Regions from separate parts of the Homo sapiens genome. Here region 1 is linked to region 2. The links are chromatin loops, found by intact Hi-C in ENCODE. Cell type or tissue: ascending aorta. All regions are shown on one strand. Links, peaks and the distances in the headings refer to the core of each region. The heading gives the core; the rest is flanking DNA. Region 1 has its middle 230 kb from the start of CAAP1. Region 2 holds the start of LOC105376000 (a long non-coding RNA gene).

Evidence for each region. A loop is a pair of places that touch in the nucleus more often than their neighbours do. Peaks named below come from ENCODE experiments on the same cell type or tissue, not always from the same donor. Only the 100,000 strongest peaks of a DNase experiment are listed, where the experiment ranks them.
Region 1: it touches region 2 in a loop (5-fold over the local background); 4 of 110 quality-filtered maps call a loop at or near these places.

The regions. Positions count from the first base shown.
Region 1 is chr9:26,659,682-26,670,081 of GRCh38, forward strand. No RefSeq gene overlaps it. Among named protein-coding and RNA genes, the nearest start is that of CAAP1, 230 kb to the right of the region's middle. RefSeq lists a silencer at 10,086-10,165. In ascending aorta, for the core only: no CTCF peak of the experiment used is centred there; no DNase peak of the experiment used is centred there.
Region 2 is chr9:26,718,009-26,728,408 of GRCh38, forward strand. It overlaps LOC105376000 (a long non-coding RNA gene), which reads right to left and starts at 6,935. Exons shown (of 4, transcript XR_001746638.2): 1 at 6,756-6,935; 2 at 6,428-6,564; 3 at 900-5,823. RefSeq lists an enhancer at 10,191-10,400. In ascending aorta, for the core only: no CTCF peak of the experiment used is centred there; a DNase peak (open chromatin) is centred at 5,733.

The DNA of each region.
Region 1 (10,400 bases), core at 1,323-9,322, 58 kb before region 2:
ACATTCTTGGACAGGTTTCTCAACCTCTCTGAGCCTCAGGTTCCTCATGAGGAGATGGAGACTATAATAATATCAAACTCAGAGGACTGTTGCAAAAATTAATTTAGTCAAAATGCTTAGAATTGTGCCTGGCACGCAGCAACACTGTGTTACGAATGACTATTATCATTGTTACCTAGAGTGGTGGCTTTCATAACTAAAAACATATGATGGTTTCTAGAGTGGACCTAGACAAAGATGACAAACTTCTCAAATCAACAGAATACAAATAGGTCTCTGCAGGAGAAAAAAAAAAACACTCAAATCACTAAAGCAATAAATGATCAGTTTGCTACATTCTGACTATATCAAATGCATGGTTTGGTCTGATCTATTCATAGCTAAATTTGCAAAAGTTAAATTCAGATGAGAAAATTTTTTGAAGTATTTCACGATTCTACAGGACAGAAAATAATTCAGTATCCATATGATCTGGTAACTTATCTAATTTTATAAAATATGAATGTTTGTTCCTTTAACATATAAAATGAACACTGAATCAAAAGGACCCAGTCTTCTCCCATACACACCACTCTCCACACAGCAACCAGAATAATCTCTTAAAACAGGAAATTAGATCCAACCATCCCCCTGCTTAAAGCTCCCTACAGGCTGCTTCTCATCACACATGGAGTGAAATCCAAACTCCTTCCTACGACCTACAAGGTCTTACCACATGTTACCTTGGACTCCTCTCTAGACTTCCTTCTCACCTTCCCCTCTCACTTGACTTCCAACCACGTGAGCCTTATTCCTCAAGCAGGTCAAGCTGTTTCTCTCCCCGGGGTTTTATACCTGTTGTTCTCTTTATCTGTACACTTTTCTCCACATACAATTCCTACACCTCATCAAGAACACTACTTAAATGCCACCTCCTTAGAAAGGCCTCTAGAATCATTGTTTTTAAAATGGTTCTTTCTCCCCACCTCAACATCACTGCACCCCCTTATCTGACTTTACTTTTATAGCACCAATCAACAACTCAATTAATTTGTTTGTCTTCTTTAATATTGCCCCCACAACACTGTAAATCGCCAGGACTCAGAAAAATATCTGGCACACAGAAGAAAATAAAGAAATCTTTATTGAATGAAGGGAAAAAGGGAGGAATGATGATGAATTCACCTTCTCCCAAGACAATTTATTCATTCCATCTCTTAACTGAAAACAGCCTACCTAATTTATCATGCATTGTTCCTATTGCTATCTTCTGGAACAAAATACAAGATATCTATCTTCATTTGACATGATAAATATTTATTGAATAAATGGACAGATGGGTGGGTGGGTGGGTGATGGATGGATGGGTGGTGAGAGGGAGAGAGAGTGGGAGGGAGAGAGGGAGGGATGAAGGGATGGAGGAAAGGAGGGAGGGAGGGATAAACTTTGGTCTCAACCTGTGATAGATCAGAATCCCTATAAATTGTTCAGTTATTTTTAAGTAAATAAGTACTCAAACACTATAATTCTTTTCATTATTTTGCTCCTCATCTTTCATCTCTTTATGTCATTTATTCATTAAAAGACCTAGATTTCAGGTGGTCATTAAATTTCTTTTGGCTAGAGAGCTCCCGTGAATGTTAGACCTTGTGAAAACCCCTAAATACCTTTTATTATACAAAACTGTTACCATGATGCCCTCCCCTTCAAGTCTATAATATATTTTACTTATATCAAGCTAGCTTTCTAATTTCATCTCCCAAGCAGTAAAATTTCCAACAATCTAGTCACTGTCCCTGGCAGCTCCAGGAAAGTCCTTACACCAACCCCTTTTTCTTGTCAGATATGATGCTTGACACGCCCCCTAATTGCCAGCGTCCCACTCCTTATGCATAGCCCCCGTGCTCTGGTCCACCCAACTGTCATTTTTCTTCCAGGTAACATCATAAGTGCCAAGTCCCCATCTCCTCTCAAAAGTTCCATCCCATTCAGAGGTTGCATCAGCAACGTCGCAAGTGATCCAAGCTCCACAGCTCAACTCCATCCATCAAAAGCCTATCCACACACCCCAGCTCTGCACAATGACTTGCAGTCATTTCGGTTTTACAGAAAAACTAACCCTTTAGGATATTTGAAGGTGAGGTGGAAGAAGAAAGAAAAAATGGTTACAGACCTGGTCCTGAAGTCTAATCAAGAATGGTAAAAAATCTCCTCCCAGAAAGGATTTCACATTATCCAGTGACTTTCTAGATGGAGTAAACCACTCAAGGTTAACACTTATTACCCTAGAGATAGTCAACAGTGGCTCAGAACCCAGAGCTGTACTTGCACCAAGGCTCCTGCACTATTCTCCCAGTGCATCTCAATCTCCCCCTGTTATACACACACCCACATACACATCTTGCTGAGTTTCAAGCACCTCTAGCACTTAGCATAATATCTGACCCATCATAATAATAGCCAACACTTATCATCCACCATACCCTCTGCTCAGCATTTTACAAAAGCCTTCCAACCACACTAGAATTAGAACTATTATTATCCTCATTTTATAGATAAGGAAACTTTCACATGTTTATCTCTCTTATTTATCTCTTTTATTTAACCAGAATCTATAAAGAAGCTGTTCCTGTCCACATTTTTTAGACAAGGAAATTGAATACTAAAGAAATTAAATAACTTGAATAATCAAAGCCAGCCATCTGTTCCACGTGGCAGGACAGATTCAAAACCAGGACTCTAACTCTACAATCTATGTCTTTTTCATCCTGCAGGAGGAAGGACATCAAAGCAGGGTGTCTTTTTCATCCTGCCTCTCAAGAGTAGTCTGCCATGAGAAATACAAAACCATGCAATTTAATAATCAAAAATACATTTTAAAGAAAAGAGAAGTAGATGTACTAGATAGCTGGGATGTCTTGGTTGCTACAGTTGAATATTAACTTAACTGTAAGCTTCTGCCTGCCAGCTAGGGCAAAAATTCTAGGTACTGGACTGGTCCTATGAGTGAGTCAGCATACAACAGCTACGTTGGAGGGTTAACTTTCTCCAGATTCCATTTTTAGGTATGTAATAATAAATGTGCAATGTCCTGTCCTGATATATTAGAAAGGATGTATTTACTTTAAGCACATGTATCCACATAGAGTTCATAGAACTAATACACACATAGAATATAGGGATGATTTGCAAGAACTCCCCCTTATCACAGGATGCATTCCTCCTGCAGAGCATGCAAAGTGTAGAGCAGTGGAGAGAGAAGGGGTTCACCAAGGAAGGCACTAAAGGAAAAGAATGATCATTTGTTAAAGTATTATGCCATCTCATCCTATCTTCTCAACAGCTAAGTAAAATAAGCATTAATAGTCACGATTTTATACTTGATAATGGCAAAGGCTAAGTAATAACTAGAATATTATTTACCTAAAAAATAACTAGAGGAATATAATTTGAGCCTAGATCTATCACCTCCATTTCTTATAAATGGAAGATGGGCATCTGGTCCCCATTCCGTCTCTTGCTAGTTGTGTGACTGACCTGAGGCAAGTCACAAAAAAACTCCCTTGATACCTGAGTCATCAGCTGATAAAAGGGATCACTGGGTTGGTGGAAAAGTAAAAATGAAATAATAGGTAAAACTGGCTGGGCACAGTGGCTCATGCCTGTAATCCCAGCACTTTGGGAGGCCAAGGCAGGCAGATGGCTTGAGCCCAGGAGTTCGAGACCAATCTGGCCCACATCTTAAAACCTCATCTCTAATAAAAATACAAAAATTAGCTGGGCATGGTGGCACGTGCCTGTAATCCCAGTTACTCAGGAGGCTGAAGTGGGAGAATCACTTGAACCCAGGAGGCAGAGGTTGCAGTGAGGCAAGATCGCACCACTGTACTCTAGCCTGGGCAACAGAGCAAGACTCCATCTCAAAAAAAAAAGAAAAAGCTCCCTCTCCCTCTCCCGTCTCCCATCTCCCGTCTCCCGTCTCCCGCTTTCCACGGTCTCCCCCTCTCCCTCGTCTCCGTCTCCCGCTTTCCACGGTCTCCCTCTGTTGCCGAGGCTGGACTGTACTGCTGCGATCTCGGCTCACTGCAACCTCTCTGCCTGATTCTCCTGCCTCAGCCTGCCGAGTGCCTGGGATTGCAGGCGCGCCGCAACGCCTGACTGCTTTTTGTATTTTTTGGTGGAGACGGGGTTTCGCCGTGTTGGCCGGGCTGGTCTCCAGCTCCTGACCTCGAGTGATCTGCCCGCCTCGGCCTCCCTAGGTGCCAGGATTGCAGATGGAGTCTCGCTCACTCAGTGCTCAATGTTGCCCAGGCTGGAATGCAGTGGCGTGATCTCGGCTCGCTACAACCTCCACCTCCCAGCCGCCTGCCTTGGCCTCCCAAAGTGCTGAGATTGCAGCCTCTGCCCGGCCGCCACCCTATCTAGGAAGTGAGGAGCGTCTCTGCCTGGCTGCCCATCGTCTGGGATGTGAGGAGCCCCTCTGCCCGGCCGCCAAGTCTGGGAAGTGAGGAGCGTCTCTGCCTGGCCACCCATCCTCTGGGATGTGGGGAGCGCCTCTGCCCGGCCACCCCGTCTGGGAGGTGAGGAGCGCCTCTGCCCGGCCGCCACCCCGTCTGGGAACTGAGGAGCGTCTCTACCCAGACGCCACCCCGTCTGGGAGGTGAGGAGCGTCTCTGCCCCGCCGCCTCGTCTGGGATGTGAGGAGCGCCTCTGCCCGGCCGCGACCCCGTCTGGGAACCGAGGAGCGTCTCTGCCCGGCCGCCCCGTCTGAGAAGTGAGGAGCCCCTCCGCCCGGCAGCAGCCCCATCTGGGAAGTGAGGAGCGTCTCCACCCAGCCGCCCCATCTGGGAGGTGGGCAGCGCCCCCGCCCGGCAGCCGCCCCATCTGAGAGGTGGGGGGGCGCCCCCGCCAGGCAGCCGCCCCCTCTGGGAGGTGGGGGGCGCCTCTGCCCGGCCGCCCCGTCTGGGGGGTGGGAGGCCCCTCTGCTTGGCCGCCACATCTGGGAAGTGAGAAGCCCCTCTGCCCGGCAGCCACCCCATCTGGGAGGTCTACCCAACAGCTCATTGAGAACGGGCCATGATGACTATGGCGGTTTTGTCGAATAGAAAAGGGGGAAATGTGGGGAAAAGAAAGAGAGATCAGATTGTTACTGTGTCTGTGTAGAAAGTAGACATAGGAGATTCTATTTTGTTCTGTACTAAGAAAAATTCTTCTGCCTTGGGATGCTGTTAATCTACAACTTTACCCCCAACCCCATGCTCTCTGAAACATGTGCTGTGTCAACTCAGGGTTAAATGGATTAAGGGCAGTGCAAGATGTGCTTTGTTAAACAGATGCTTGAAGGCAGCATGCTCCTTAAGAGTCATCACCACTGGCTAATCTCAAGTACCCAGGAACACAAACACTGCGGAAGGTCGCAGGGTCCTCTGCCTAGGAAAACCAGAGACCTTTGTCCACATGGTTATCTGCTGACCTTCTCTCCACTATTGTCCTATGACCCTGCCAAATACCCCTCTCCGAGAAACACCCAAGAATGATCAATAAATACTAAAAAAATTTAAAAAAAAAGAAAAAAGAAAAAATACACACACAAGAAAAAACTGAAAAAGAATAGAGTATTTCATAAATTGTAGCCTCCTTACTTCTTATTCATCTTTTACAGCTTAGCTCAAAGTTATTTTCTCAGAGAAGCCTTCCCCAAGCTTCTTGATAAGATTCAATCCCTATAGTATACCTTTTTCTTTGTTCACCTTATTAGAGTCACAGTTTTCATTGATGCACTTACTGAATTGTCTGCCTCTCCAGTCTACAGCTCCATGAAGGCAGAAACCCACCTGGTTTGGCTCAGCATTATTATAACTCCAGTGCTTAGCACAGTGCCTGGCATTTAGTAGGCACACAATAAATTTTTGTGGGTTAAATGCATCAATATGTTTGTGTTAATGTTAAATTATACATTTTATATCATAAAATATACAATTACAATGTATAAAACTTGTAATTATAAAAAGAAAAATTAAAACCCAATTTATTACCTAGGAGCCACACTTTCTAGTCATCTTAACCATCTGGAACTTAAAAGTAAAAAGAAAAAAATCTATGGGGAAAATGACTGTCATAAAGCCCACACACTTGACTCTTTAGGAGACGTGGATCCACCCTCAAGCCATGATTCAGACAATCGGGCATAAAATAATGCAGGGAATGACAGCAGCTAGGACACCCGACAGCTATCAAGTGACAGCCAACAGCAGCAGAAGGAGCCAGAGTGTAGAAATGCAGCCTGGCTCTGCAGTACAGCAGTCTAAAGGCATTTCACTTGGGGGCCACTGTCCCAAGCACCTAGCATCCCCAGGAGACACTCTCTCATCACTTAGTGCAATGGCTGATGTTCCAGGGAGTCTTCAGGAGAATAAATATAATGTCTAAGACACTCGGTGTATAAGCAAAAAGACACAGTCAAAGATCCCAGAAATGTGTGCCTGCCAGAGTGAAAAATTAAAACTGTTTCAGCAGTACATAAACTTCCCTAAAACGGAAAAGATGTGTCACCCCATGACTGCTTTGCATAACTAAGGTGTCAGTGATACATGCTTTCATCAGGTACAGGTTAGAACCAATTATTTGTGTTTAAACTTCTCCTCTCAAGAAGTCTTCACACCTCCTACCAAGGTCTTATAAGTGAATCCCAAAACAAACTTCAGAGCACCACTATAAATTCTTATACAAATGACCTAAGTAAGAAATTATTTAGTCCCGATCTCTCCTTACCAAGCTGGAGAAACATGCAACCTAAAGCCAATTTACAATGCAGGACGGCAGGGGCACAGCCAGCCAGGTGCACACAGAGGATACAGCAAGGTGATAAAGACGAAACTATGATCATTTGCAGATTCAAATAAAGGGAATTTCCAAGAGCAGAAAAAATTCTAACCCATTGCTAGGTTCACAGCTAAGACCTCCATATGACAGATAAGCATACAGATTTATTTACTATAAGTTTTACATGACAGAGAGCCTTCAGACATGAACACCCAGAGAAACAGAGAAATCTATGTATTTTCATACTAAGTTTGATGAAGAAGTAGATAGTTGTGGAGAACTATAACTGGAGGACAAAAGGGCATGATCTAATGGTAATAAACTGGGAAAATTTTAGCAAGGTCTGTTTCGTTCAAATCCTTCTTAGTGTGTCTGTGTCTTCCAGGATAAAGATATTCCCTTCCTCAGGGTACAGGGAGGGTACCTCTTATGAACTACTTTACAGGAAGGTCAGAGAATTCATTTACGGCCTGCTTTAGGAGAGAAAGGCAAGAGGAAGGTCAGAGAGACTTTCCTACTACTGCTGTTTTCTCCAATACTAAAGTACCATATTTTGGGATCCCATGTCCTGAATTCCATCAACTAATTGGTACAAGAACGAGGAAGCCTCCGTGAAAGCCAAGCTAGAAAAGAGGTTTGTTCTCATGGTTAGAGTTCACACATATATTAGCTAATACGCAATATATAATAGTGTGTAATATTACACAACTCTTTGACTACGCTATGTCTCCATTTTTTTGTTTGTTTGTTTGTTTTCTAGATGGGGTCTCTGGGTCTGTTACCTTGACTGGAGTACAGTGGTGCAATCTCAGCTCACTGCAACCTCTCTCCCTCCTGGGCTCACGTGATCCTCCCACTTCAGCCTCCCTAGTAGCTGAGACTACAGTTGTGCACCATCATGCCTGGCTAATACTTGTAATTTTTGTAGAGACAGGGTTTCGTCATGTTGCCCAGGCTGGTCTCCAACTCCTGGGGTCAAGCGATCGGCCTACCTCAGCCTCCCAAAATACTAGGATTACAGCATGAGTCGCTGGGCCCGGCCTCATATCTCATTTTCTATATTTGTAATATGGGAATAGGGTTTTGAGGAGAATTAAACAGCTGATATAAGTAAAGAACAGCAGCTGGCACATAGAAGGCACTTTTCAAGTGTTAGTTATTATTATTGTTAATATAATTATTATTATTCAGCAACTAACCCGTTGTTGTGTACTGAGCTAGGCTATTAGCCAGAGCAAGAAAGAAGACAGACATGCAAAGACAGATGATTAAACAAACAAAAACAGTAACTAGTTTTACGTAAGGGGAAAGGGGAAATTAAAAGGTTGCTACGGCACAAAAAATGGTGGTGAGGGAGCTACCTTGCTTAGAATGAGCAAGGAAAGCCTCTCTGAGGAGTTAGTATTTAAGATGAGAGGAAGTCAATTGTGCTAATACCAGAAGGAAATTTGTTCCAGGCATAAGAAAGAGTAAGTGCAAAGACCTTGGAGCAGAAAGAAGCATGGCAAGTTCTACAAACTGTTAGGAGTCCTGATGTGGCTGAGCTGAGTAAGCCAAAGGGAGAGTTTTGAGTCCAAGGAGAATGGAAAAGTGAGCCAAGGAGAACGGAAGGACAATCTGAGGCTAAAGAGTTCATCCCAGTGTCAATGCACTCCAGTTAGGTCACATGCCCTTTGGAATATAACAGAATTTCTCTTTCTGTCTCTCACTCTCTGACTCCACTTTCCATTTCTATGAACTGTGACAGCAATGCCCATAATACAGGATCATACTCAGGAGTAATTCTCATACTATTAACCTTCTCTCTTGAGTTTCTTAAATAAACATACTCTCAAAGGTAAACACATGAAATAGATACTGGTAACCATTTTGTGAATATCATACTGAATCCTAATAAGAAGAGGTTAGGAAAAAGAACTAACATTTATCCATCCCCTTCTATGCACCAAGCACTGCTCTAGACACTTAACAGATATGTTAAATCACTTAATTCTCACAGCAACTTTCTGAGGGACCTATCAGTATCTTCATCTTACAGAAAAGATATTAAGCTTAACATCAGAGATGTTAAGTAACTTGCCCAAGGTGACCCAGCTAATAAGGCAGAACTTGGATTTGAACATAGAACTCTCTGGCTCCACCATTCATTCCAGCAAGAGCAATTTATTCCATATTAAGCACTTCTCATGAGTTAGACTTTATTTAGTTAGCTCATGCCCATTTCTCTTTGACATTTGGCATTTTACCTTTTTTGTGACCCGGAGCATAACGGCTAAGAGCCAAGACCTTGGCAGACCCAGCTGAGAAAGGCATTTATCTGTTGGAAATAACAGAAGACACCACAAAGAAGATCTGTAGGAGCTACTTCACTAGGGATTTAAGAGTAAATGTTTTACTAAGAAAAGAGAAGTTTAGAGCTTGTGAGCATCTTGCAAATAGGAAGCTAATTTGCTTTATCAATTTTTGTCTGCTGTGCTTGATCCTTGGGATAATTTGTGAGCCACTGTATCAGCCTCACTTACATTGTAGTCTTTTATCATATGAAAGCAAGATATATTTCTTGCTGTCAAAACTAATCAAAGCATCTAAAGAAACCAAAGCAACCTTATTTACTTCCTCAGAGATCACAGCAAATGTCCTCCTGGTATTTTTTTTATATACGTTGTTTTTTTTGGTTTTTTTGTCCACACATCAGGTCACTTAAATTAAGGACAATATATCTTCATTTCAAATGCTGGTTGATATCCCTTAAATGTTTGCTCTTTAAAAAAATTTAATTCAAGTCTAAAACTGGCAATAATGGACACTGTATTATTAACGATTTAAATCAAAGTTTAATGCTTTTGACATCACAAAGACACAGATCCCACATTATAATAACCTTTGCCAAATGAATAGTAAACTAAATACAGGCTTCTGAGACAGCTAATCCTAAAAGGTGTGATACAGATGAGAGTAGTTAAATATAGCAATTATTGATATATGCTCTCATTCCAATATAGGGGAGGGATAGAGGTTGTTTAATTTTAATATCCCCAGAGGTTGACTTTGCTCGTAACATTTATAAAATATTGAAAGACAAGAAATGGTACAGATGTGAATTCCGCAGTTGGTTTTTTCAGTTGCCCTTGAAAGCAGCTGCCATAAATCTTGGATGAAGCCAATAAGGCTGATGATTTTGATCTTCAATTCATTCTTTTCTATCCTTCAAAAGGTAAATGATCCTGATGGAATTAGAGCTAAGCAGAATGGCTTTCTTCTGTGATCTGCATAGCAAATGATGCGCGCTGCCATCATTAGCAAAGTGGAGCCAGTTCCCTTGTGTGGCTGTGCATGTGCACTCAGGCTTGAACAGCGTTTTGAGTGAGAAAGACTCTTAAACACTGAGCTCAGAAACCTTCCATTTCCCTTCCCTTCCCCCCTTGATTTTACTTCTCCCTTCTGTGTCAGCTCAGCAGAATGCCAAACTGTGAACTGAATGTATGAGAATCAAGTACAAAGCTCTCCCAATTCCTGCTTTGGCATTTGAAAAAGTCTCAGCAAAAGATTTTTTTTCAGGCTGACTCTGAAAAGAGTACTACAAAAAGTTGTAGAAAAGT
Region 2 (10,400 bases), core at 772-8,771:
TGACTTTGTTAAAGTCTTAAACTATCCTTTTTGATGATTCTAGTCCCCAAGGTCCTTTGACTTTTAGCCAGAGAATTGGCCACGCCCTACAATTCTGTTAGCTCACTTGATAGGTCTGAGTGATGATAGGAGAATACCTAGAATGACTTTTTTTTTCTTTTTTCAAAATGAACAAAAGCCTAATGTACAACCTGGCTGTGAAATATGTATTGCCCCTTGGTTAAAGAAGTGACCTCCAATGGGCAATAATTCCTCTAGATTGAACATTTTGTTACAATTGTCCACAGAAACTTAAAGAGGTTATTTCCTTGATCTGCAGGGCATTCATTTTCTACTATAAGCATCCCATAGTGTAATGTATATACCCTACATATAGAAGATAAATAGCATTTCTCTATTGCTTTTCCCCTGAACTTCTTGATACAAGTGGTGGAAATGATTTGATCTGAATCACTTTTGAGCCTCAGCATTCAAGCGTTCCTAGCTGTTCTTCTCTCTCATTTCCACCACTGTTGCATATTCTTTCTTTAAATAAAAAAAAAAAAAAGTCACCCCCACTCATTTAAAATTGAAAAAATAAAAATAAAAATAAAAATATTTCCCATTTACTAAATGGATGAAATGGACAAAATCCAGTGTTGGTGTACTTTTGGGGGTGCAGATTAGTATGATTCTTCTAGGAAATAGTTTGTCAACATGTATCAGAATGGAAAATGTAAATCCTTTTGACTCAGCCATCTTACCCAAGAGTGAAAAGATGTATGCTTCATTAAAAAACCAGAAACAACCAGTACTGTCATTAGCAGGATAGGTTAAAAACCGTGGCATATTCAGACAATAAAACATTAGTTTTCAGATATAGGTGGGTAGAATAGTGTCCCCCCAACATTCATATTTACCTGAAACCTCAGAATGTGATCCTCTTTGGAAATAGGATATTTTCTGATGTAATTAAGGATCTCAAGATGAAATCATCCTGGGTTTAGGGTGGGCTGTAAATCCAACGACTGGTGTCCTTATTAAAAACAAAGGAGAGGACACAGAGAAACACACAGACACACACAGGGAAGAAGCCCATGTGGATGGAGGCAGAGATTGGAGAGATGCAGCCACAAGCCAAGAAACACTGAGGATGGTCAATATCACAGGAAGCCAGGAGAGTGGAATGGAACAGGTTTTCCTTCAAGGCCTCCAGAAGAACCAACCCATCAAAACCTTGATTTCAGATTTTTGGCCTCCTGGTTGTGAGAGAATAAACTTCTGGTTGTTCTAAGACACTCTGTTTGTGATAGTTTGTTACGACGGCCCTAGGAAACTAATACAGACACAATGTCTGGGATTTGTTTAAAAATGATCCAGTGATGAGGTGAGGAGTGAAAGAGAGATACAGATGAAACAAAATTAGATAATAGATCCATGGGGGGATTATATAATATTTTGAATGTTTTTGTATGTTTGAAATTTTCCATAATGAAAAGTTAAAAAGAAATACTATGTAAATTAAAATTCACTGGCATAGAAAGATATCTATGAATGTATTGTTCACTTGAATAAAATAAGTCACTAAGTTTGTTGGTATCTTATGATTTATCCTGAAGAGAGATTTCTGGAAGATGCGTATCACAATGTTATGCCTCCTCATTTCTGAGTGGTGTGATTTGAGTTGATTTCTTCTTCCTATTATTTGTTTGTATTGTTGGAATTGTTTACAACATGAATCATTTGTATTTTAAAAGATTAACCTAGTTTCAATAATAATAATATCCTGGCCGGGCTCAGTGGCTAATGCCTGTAATCCCAGCACTTTGGGAGGCCGAGGCAGGCAGATCACAAGGTCAGGAGATCGAGACCATCCTGGCTAACATGGTGAGACCCCGTCTCTACTAAAAAATACAAAAAATTAGCCGGGCATGGTAGCGGGCACCTGTAGTCCCAGCTACTTCGGAGGCTGAGGCAGGAGAATGGCGTGAACCCAGGAGGTGGAGTTTGCAGTAAGCCAAGATCACGCCACTGCACTCCAGCCTGGGCAACAGAGTGAGACTCCGTCTCAAAATAATAATAATAATATCCGTTCGAATTACACTATAACAAGAAATTCCTTCTGTACCTTCCCTATGCCTATGATAAGTCTGATATTTCTATTCCCATTTTAATGAAGATAGGAGCTCAAGGAAATAACCTCCCTAACATCAGTAAGGATTTTGGATCAGGATTCCAAATTAAGTCCAGGTTTTGCCAAAATGGAAGGTGATGTCATTGTCTGTTGTTACATTGGACATTTCCTTTTCACTCTCAACAGAAGACTTTAAGAAGTTTGATCCCCACTCAGACATCACCAGATACTGACCTGATAGTAGGACATTTGCCCAGCCTCTGGCCGTAAGAGATATCCTAAAGCCAGTGTTGTCTCCTTGTGAATAAAGAGGGTCATCCTTTACAACAGTGACATTCAAGTAGTGCTAGAGGAAAGAATGAGATTCAGGGATTCTCATCCTTTCAATCTCCCTCCACTCCAACCAGCCAGGCTGATGAAATGCAAGGAAAACATTCAAAGAGGGTTAAAATTCTAATGGGTAAAAGAAGTAACTCTATCAAGGAGAGTAAATACGTGACATATTTTCTCCCCACTCCCAGGTCTGTGACAGCCACCACTAACTGACTGCCATTCTTTCAAACTAAAGGTTGGATGACAATCCAATAGAGATCTGCTCCCAATAGTGTTGGTACACAAGGTGCAACCCATTTGCCATCCCTAGATCCTATTCCGAATCAAATTCTGATCAAAGGTCAAACAACCAGTTTCTTAGCAAAATAGCAAAGCAGAAGTGAGTGGCATCTTGGAAAAAGAGTACTGATGTCACTGCCAGTTTGGGATTAAAAAAAAAAAAAACACTCAGTATAGTCATTCATTTCACTGAGCATTTACTAAGAACCTACTGTGTGTCCGCTGGCTCACATCTGTAATCCCAGCACTTTGGGAGGCTGAGGCAGGTGGATCACGAGGTCAAGAGATCGAGACCACCCTGGCCAACATAGTGAAACCCCATCTCTACTGAAAATACAAAAAATTAGCTGGGTGTGGTGGCACGCGCCTGTAGTCCCAGCTACTTGGAAGGCTGAGGCAGGAGAATCACTTGAACCTGGGAGGTGGAGGTTGCAGTGGGCCAAGATCATGCCACGGCACTCCAGCCTGGCGACAGAGTGAGAATCCATCTAAAAAAAAAAAAAATTAAAAAAAAAAAGAACCTACTGTGTATCAGCTCTAGTGATGTAAAGAAAACTAAAACACAGTCTCTGCCCCTGAGAAGTTTAGAAGAAAAAGCAAATTGCTCTGGAAATTAGGAAGATAGACTTCAGAAAGACTATAAAACAAGATGCACAAGATTCTGCTTTGTGTGGGGGCTCCCTGTCCTTGACTAGAGCTACCAGTCTGAAGGTAGACTCGGAGTTTAGACTTTTCCAAAGCTACGATCCATGGACTGCTCCAGGCAAATGTACAGGCTTTATTCTTTGCTTTAACCAGAAACCCACAAGAAGTGCAAGAAATCCAAAGGTGCTGATTATCCGTGGATTATAGGAACAATCGCTACTGTCATTTGTTGAGCAAGTGTCAGGCACGTTTCATTTATAATCTCTAATCCTCACAACAACTCTGCAAGGTAGGTTTGTAATCCTCATTTTATTCATGAGGAAAATAAAGTTCCAAGAGGTGAATAACATGACCAGGAAATAGCCTTTAAAAGAGATTTAAACTTAGGTCTCTTTGAGTTTATGTGCTTTTCTACTTAGCTTTCCCACTTAGATACTACACGACTTCTGAAAAGGGAAAAAATATGTGTATTAGTGTGAACAGGCACACTAACATATGTATACGACATACACATGGGCATGTATCCAGAAAAGGCCAAAAACCATACAGTTACTGAGGAGGACAACTTTCTACAACTTACCAGAACCAAACAGTAATGGATGCCATTAACACACTGATACAGACATATAAATTGAAGAAAGTGGCTTCTGATTATAGGAAATGCTCTCCAAAGCATTTGATTTATAGACTCAAATCAGGAAATAATTTCTCACTGCATACCTTCTTTAGTGTTTACATAGCAACTAAGAACCTAATCCTACTTTTTGAAACTGCCAGACTCTAAGAAAAGAGAACAAGCAGCACATGAAATCATTTCAACAGAATAGCAGCAGTAACGTTGCCACCCTTGGTCTTGGTTGTGCCACTCCTTTCTTCTAAGTTACCAAGGGGCCAAGGGACAGAAAGGAAACAAAGATAACAGAACCAGCATATTTTGGAGAAAGGTGAGATGAGGGGCAAAAGGCTCAGTTCATCTGTCCAAAGATCTCTAACAGAAAAAAAAAAAAAAATTTCAGGAAACAAGACCAATCTAAGGTGCTGCAAAATGAAAAAAAAATCTTCACATCAAATAAGAGCTTTCTTCCTAGAATAAATAAATCCCTCAGATTAGGTAAACACCCAAAATTAAAACACACGATTATTGTATTTCTTTTGTATTGCCAACATGTTCCCGTGCTCCAGTCGAAGCAAAAGATTAAACATCCTTATATTTTTGTTGTGATTTTACTGCCAAATGCAAATATCTGACTGTAAGTAAGTCATTACTCTCCTGCTGTTGTGGTCTGATTAATTCTCACAATATTAGCCAGCAATTCATTTTATCCCTTGGCATCACAAGTCCAGTTGAAGGAGATAAGTAGCTGATAAAAGATCTCTGAGAACAGTTATAAATGATTCACTTTAAAAGAATAATAAAGCAGCCGCTGGATAAGTGCGGCTGAGTAAACCTTCCATACATTGCACAAAACTAATTTAGTTTAAAAAACTTCGGCAAATTATAGTCAATAATCTTCACTGTCACCCCGCTGCTCACAAAACTTTTGAGAAGAAACTTAATGCTGAAATGTAAATATTTAATTAGATTTTAATGGTGAGGTTTATTTTTCCTAAATCTGGTCATCTGTCTCAATTACATTCCCCATTTTTTACAGTTAACCAGGAATTGTCATTCCCATGGGCTTTAGGCATGTTTTCTTTTTTCTAATTCCTACTTAGCATTTGCTTTCTTCACAATGTAGTTCTTGCGGGAAAGGGCTTGGTTTGTTCTGTTTCGGAAAAAAAAAAAAAAAAAAGCAACATTTGGGGAAAAAAAAATACATGTTCTGAGCAATGCTTTTAAAGCTAATTGTCCTTCTGTCCTAATAATAAAGAATCTTCAGCAGCTAAACAATTAATTGTCTTTTTTCTACCTCACTGAACAGGGTAATTAATATGCGTTTGTATTTATGTAACGCCTAAGTAAAGCAGTTCTCTATGTACTTGGAGATTCTAAAGGTATATTTCTTTCCAATGTATTCTGTAGTTTTAATTTTGCACGAATTTGCAGAAATCAGTGAAACGTAACTTGTTTATGTCCCTTCCTCCAAAGCCAATATTAAAATCTGTCTTTCCTTCTGTTAAGCATAAAACTCTTCTGAACTGTTATGGGGGAGATAACGAAACTGTTTTCCTTAGCCTCTGTTCTTTGTTCCAATCATCAAGCTACATATCCCGCTTCAGACCCACCCTTCTGTGCTGGGCTTTGTGATGGGGCAGGAATTCTGAGAACCACCTTGCCAGCTGCTTTGTTAGACTCAGCCAACAGGGGGCACTAAGGGAAGCCGGAGGGTGGAAGGGACTTGCCTGTCCTGTCGGCGTCATGTTGCTATGGGCATCACCCCAGCAGCGTTTCTTCACCCTGGCAGCAGCAACTTGCTCCTGTAGCAGGATTTGATTCCAGTTTGTAGTTTTTCCTGCAATTACAAAACAGCCTCGACTCACGCTCTCGTAGACACCAGCACCAGCAAGGAGTGCATCTTCCCCAGAGTTCTGGGTTCCAGCCCCAGGGGGCCTTTCCTCCAAGCTCCTAGGTTTGACGATTTCAACCTCCTCGCAGACATTTGTTCCCCCAACCCAATGCCTTGTCACTGCTTCCCGAAGCTGCCACATCTGTGATTATCTTAATGTTCACTTTTTGCATTTTCAGTTCATTAACACCTTTAGTGCAATTTTTAATATTCAATTTAGTAAAATGAATCGGTGTGGTTTTGGTCTCCTGGTCTGATCTTGACTGCTACACCCTTGCTTACTTTTAAAGCAGGTGCACCTGAGTTGGAATTCCAGCACTGCCACTTACTAGCTGTGTGATCTTGGCCAATTACTTACAATTTCTGAGCTTTGGTTTTTTTCTTATGCAAAATGGGTATAATATCCTAGAGCTGTTATGCTTAACGAGATGACCTATGTCAAGTGGCTTAAAGACAGTAAGGCCAAAAAATGTTGGTTCCTTTCCTCTTCACCTTCTGTATGTTCAAGTTCTCCTGTTTACAGCAAGTAAGAGTCATGCTCTTTTCTTACCAAAAATAAACGTGTGCTTCCTCCTTCATTACAATACATACTGTATTGTGCCCATTGTATCTCTGCAGTCTCATTCCAGTTAGCTCCTCCATGGTGCCTTAATTCCAGGTGTGATCATCACAATAACTCCTTCAAGCCTGTCAATACATTTTTATGTTAATCATATTCTTTTCCATTGCTTTCTGGCAGCCCAGCTTCTAATTATTTTGCCAATGCTCATGACATTTTTATCTAAAACATTTCTGCATTTCATATTCTCTTCCCATATGGTTTCTGGAACTGTCATTCCCCCCCACCCCCATCTCATTTACCACACACCTTTACTCACCTTTACTCCTCACTCCCCACTTACATTCTCTTACTTTCTGGAAATTTCACATATTGGTATATTAATTCCACATCAGGTCACACATGTCTTTTAGAAACATCAAATTCCCGTCTGCCCATTCACTTTTCCTTTGTGAAGCTTTTAGGGTACGGTTCATAATAGGCCATTGGCAAATATCTGCTGAATAAAAAATTAAGGAAATCTCCATTTATTCCAATCATCAATCTTTTTTGTTCCACCTATTTCAAATTCTTTGGCTTTTACCTTTTGAAAGCTGCTATTTCCTCACTCTGAGCAAGGAAGAATAAACTTGGGTCATATTCCCCTTTCTGTTCTACTCTTTCCATTAATAGTATAATACAAAAACAAATCTTCAAAGACACAAAGAGATATAAGATATTCAAAGATATAAGGCAGTGTCCTCATGTCTAACCCTCTTTTACTCAAAAAGCACTCTACTTTCAATTTTTCTTGTATGTTCCATTGTTTGATAAGACACTTAGGCACAGTATCCACATGGACAAGTCATATTTAGTTATTGGTATTCAGTTATAGTTTTTGTAGCTGTATGCATGTGTGTGTATATATATAAATTAAATATTTGGTGAGTTGGTCTCATTTTCTCAAAAATCAATTTGTTTATATCTACCTTATTGCCACAAAGGTGGTGAGGCAGACAGTCACTGTTAAAAATGGACACTGTTTCCATATGATTATTTTTTTTTTTTTGCTCAGTGTGATTGATCTCCTTTTTTGTGGCTAGGTTATGCCAAACTTAAAGTTTCACAGTTTACTACTTCTATATTAATATTCCTGCTAAAAATAGTCTAGCATCTCTGGTTTCTAGCATTTCACTCTCATTCCCTCTTTTCAAACAAAATGGCATGTTCACATATTGGATTCGTCATTTGTTTTTTTCCACAGAACTCTATTTTTAAACCGCCAGCAAGGAATTCCCCAGAGCTTTGATGAATCAGGTGTTGATTTAATTGTTGCAAGACATGAACCAGACAATTAAAACCATCTGAGTAATAGCCCTCCTTCACAACCATTTTACAGAGAAGGAAACCAAGGCCCAGAGACCTGATGCCAGCTGGCCAAATGACCAAGTGGGAACGGCAGAACTGGGAAGATGTTTCCATCCCCTGAATTTCAAGCCAATGTTTTTTCTCTTTGTTTTTATCTTGTTACCTCTTTGGAAACCCCTAAGCCTTAAGCCTTCTTTCAAATATTGAATGTCTGAAGGGAACTATTTCATTATTTCTAACCTCTTTTCATTCTGCTTTCATGCATAATTTTTCTCTTTTTCTTTCCACCTCACATTGTATAAATAAAAATGTTGATATACCCATGACTCTTTCTCAGCACCACACTGCCCCAACACTGCTACTATGCACAACCTTCTTAATTAAGAGGAAATTCAAGTAAAATAAGAAAATTAAGAAGCTAAAAACATTTGCAAGCATAGAACTTCAAGTTTCAAGATGATGGACTGAACATATAGCATACTCCCTCTCCCTTTACAAATCAAAAGATTAAATGTTTTTTAAATAAACATAATATGCATGTATACGATGCTTGGAAACAAGAAAGGTCACTTCCAATAACCACAAAAATGTAGGAAATTTCTGAAATACATAAAGCTTCTGAGAAGCAACAGAGAAATTCTGCATACCCTTTACAATAGTTCATTAATTACTCCATGACTAAACCACAGCATATTCCTTTATATTATTTTGATAATATCATATATAATTATGTGATATAGTTTAGGAGCTAAGAAGAATGAGAAAAGGAGTAATATTTATATATTATTTTATTTAGTCCTAAAAGTAACCTTATAGATTTAGTGTTATTATCCCCACCTTGCAGATGAAGAAGTCGAGTTCCAGGGAAGTAACCTAAGACCTCCTTGCTAGTAAGTGACAGAATGAGGATGGGAACATGGGTATTTCTGGCTTTAAAGCCTGGGCAATTTCCACTACACCAAGATGTCTCCTCACACAGTGGAAGGGCAAACACTTATTGGACACTGCCATATGACAGGCATGGGACCAGATACAACATTATTAATGACAGTGAATGGTACAGGTAGTTTGGTTTGCCTGAGGATTTTCAAGGAAGAATGTTAGTAAGGCAAAGATGGCTAATCCCATTTACAGGAAGAAACCCAAGGAATGCAGAGGACAAATCAGTTGATTAGAGTAACGGAAATCACCAGCTCCATTCAAGAAGAGATAGTCATTCATCACCAGTTAATGGTCACCAGCCACAGTCTCACTCCTAGTCCCAACTTGGAGCTAGAGTAAACCTTTGTGTGATGTCCAGTCAGAGATTAGGATGGCAGTGCTGTGGGTCTGGAATTGATCAAGATCAAATCCATGATCTTGTTCTCATTAGTGCATGCCCTAATACTCTTGAGTGGTCTCATACATAAGCCCCATTTCATTTTCTTGAACATATAAAATCATCACTGAGGGAATTATGACAACTCCCAGAAAAAAAAAGAAGACAGACACAAATGCCAGTGAGTCTTCCATCCTCTTGGAAATCTTAGCAACCTCCACAAAGTCTGGCGGTATGTGGTATCAGTAACTGGCTTGGAGCTCAGAAATCTCACAGATATGTCTTCAAGAGCTCCTGGGAGATTTTAATCAGGAGTTTTTGATTCCCACTGTGACTCATCCTGTGAGCTTGGTTTTATGCAGTAGTATCAGAATCTCATTTTAGGTACTCTCCTCAGGAAGAGAGCTCAACAACATGGAAAAAAGAAGGAAGAAAGGAACTAACATTTATGACGTGTCTACAATGTGCTCGACTCAGTGTTCAGTGTTCTAACTACGTTATCTCATTTAATCTGCACAAAAGTTTGATGAGCTAAGGCAGAGTACCTCATTTTGACAGGTGGTGAAACTGAAAATGTGTGAGGTTGAGAAACTTGCTCAAGTTCACACAGTTAGTAGGGTCATGAAGGTTGGTAAGCTTCAACAATGAGTCTATTTGCCAAAGAAATGTATGCCTTTCTCATTAAATTACCTTGAATATAAAAGTGAATACCACTAAGTAATTTTTGTTATTCTTCTGCTAATCTCTGACTGGAAATAATTTGATATAAAACATCATTTTGCCTTTTTGGGCAAAATTCTGTCTAAATACAGAAAATATTGCATCATTACCTAGTAAATTGCTTTCTTACACACCATAGTTTATCATCTGCAGATATTGTCAGGGCTTGATATTCGAGTCATTATGCTTATGGGATTTAATTTTTAATGATGCAAAAATTATGCACAGTATACCATCATTTCTCTCCCAAAACCAGAATCTGATAGCTAATAATTGCTCCTTACTTCGTCTGCTAACGCTTCATGATATTAATTAGAGTGTAACTGGAATCAGAAAAGTGACTCTCTGAAAATGGCCTTTATGGATTCTGTGCTCATTTTCTTCTAGTAACTTCAAGATTAAAATTGTTAGGTACACATCAACAATTTTTTCCCTGACAAACTCTCTACAAACAAGATATAAGGTCTAGGAAATCTGGCTGGTGACCTTTTCACTTCATGCAAGTGCAAATAACTCCGTAGTTGTATTAGTTGCATAATGCTAGCTACTGTAACAGTAAGCCATCAAATTAATGGCTTA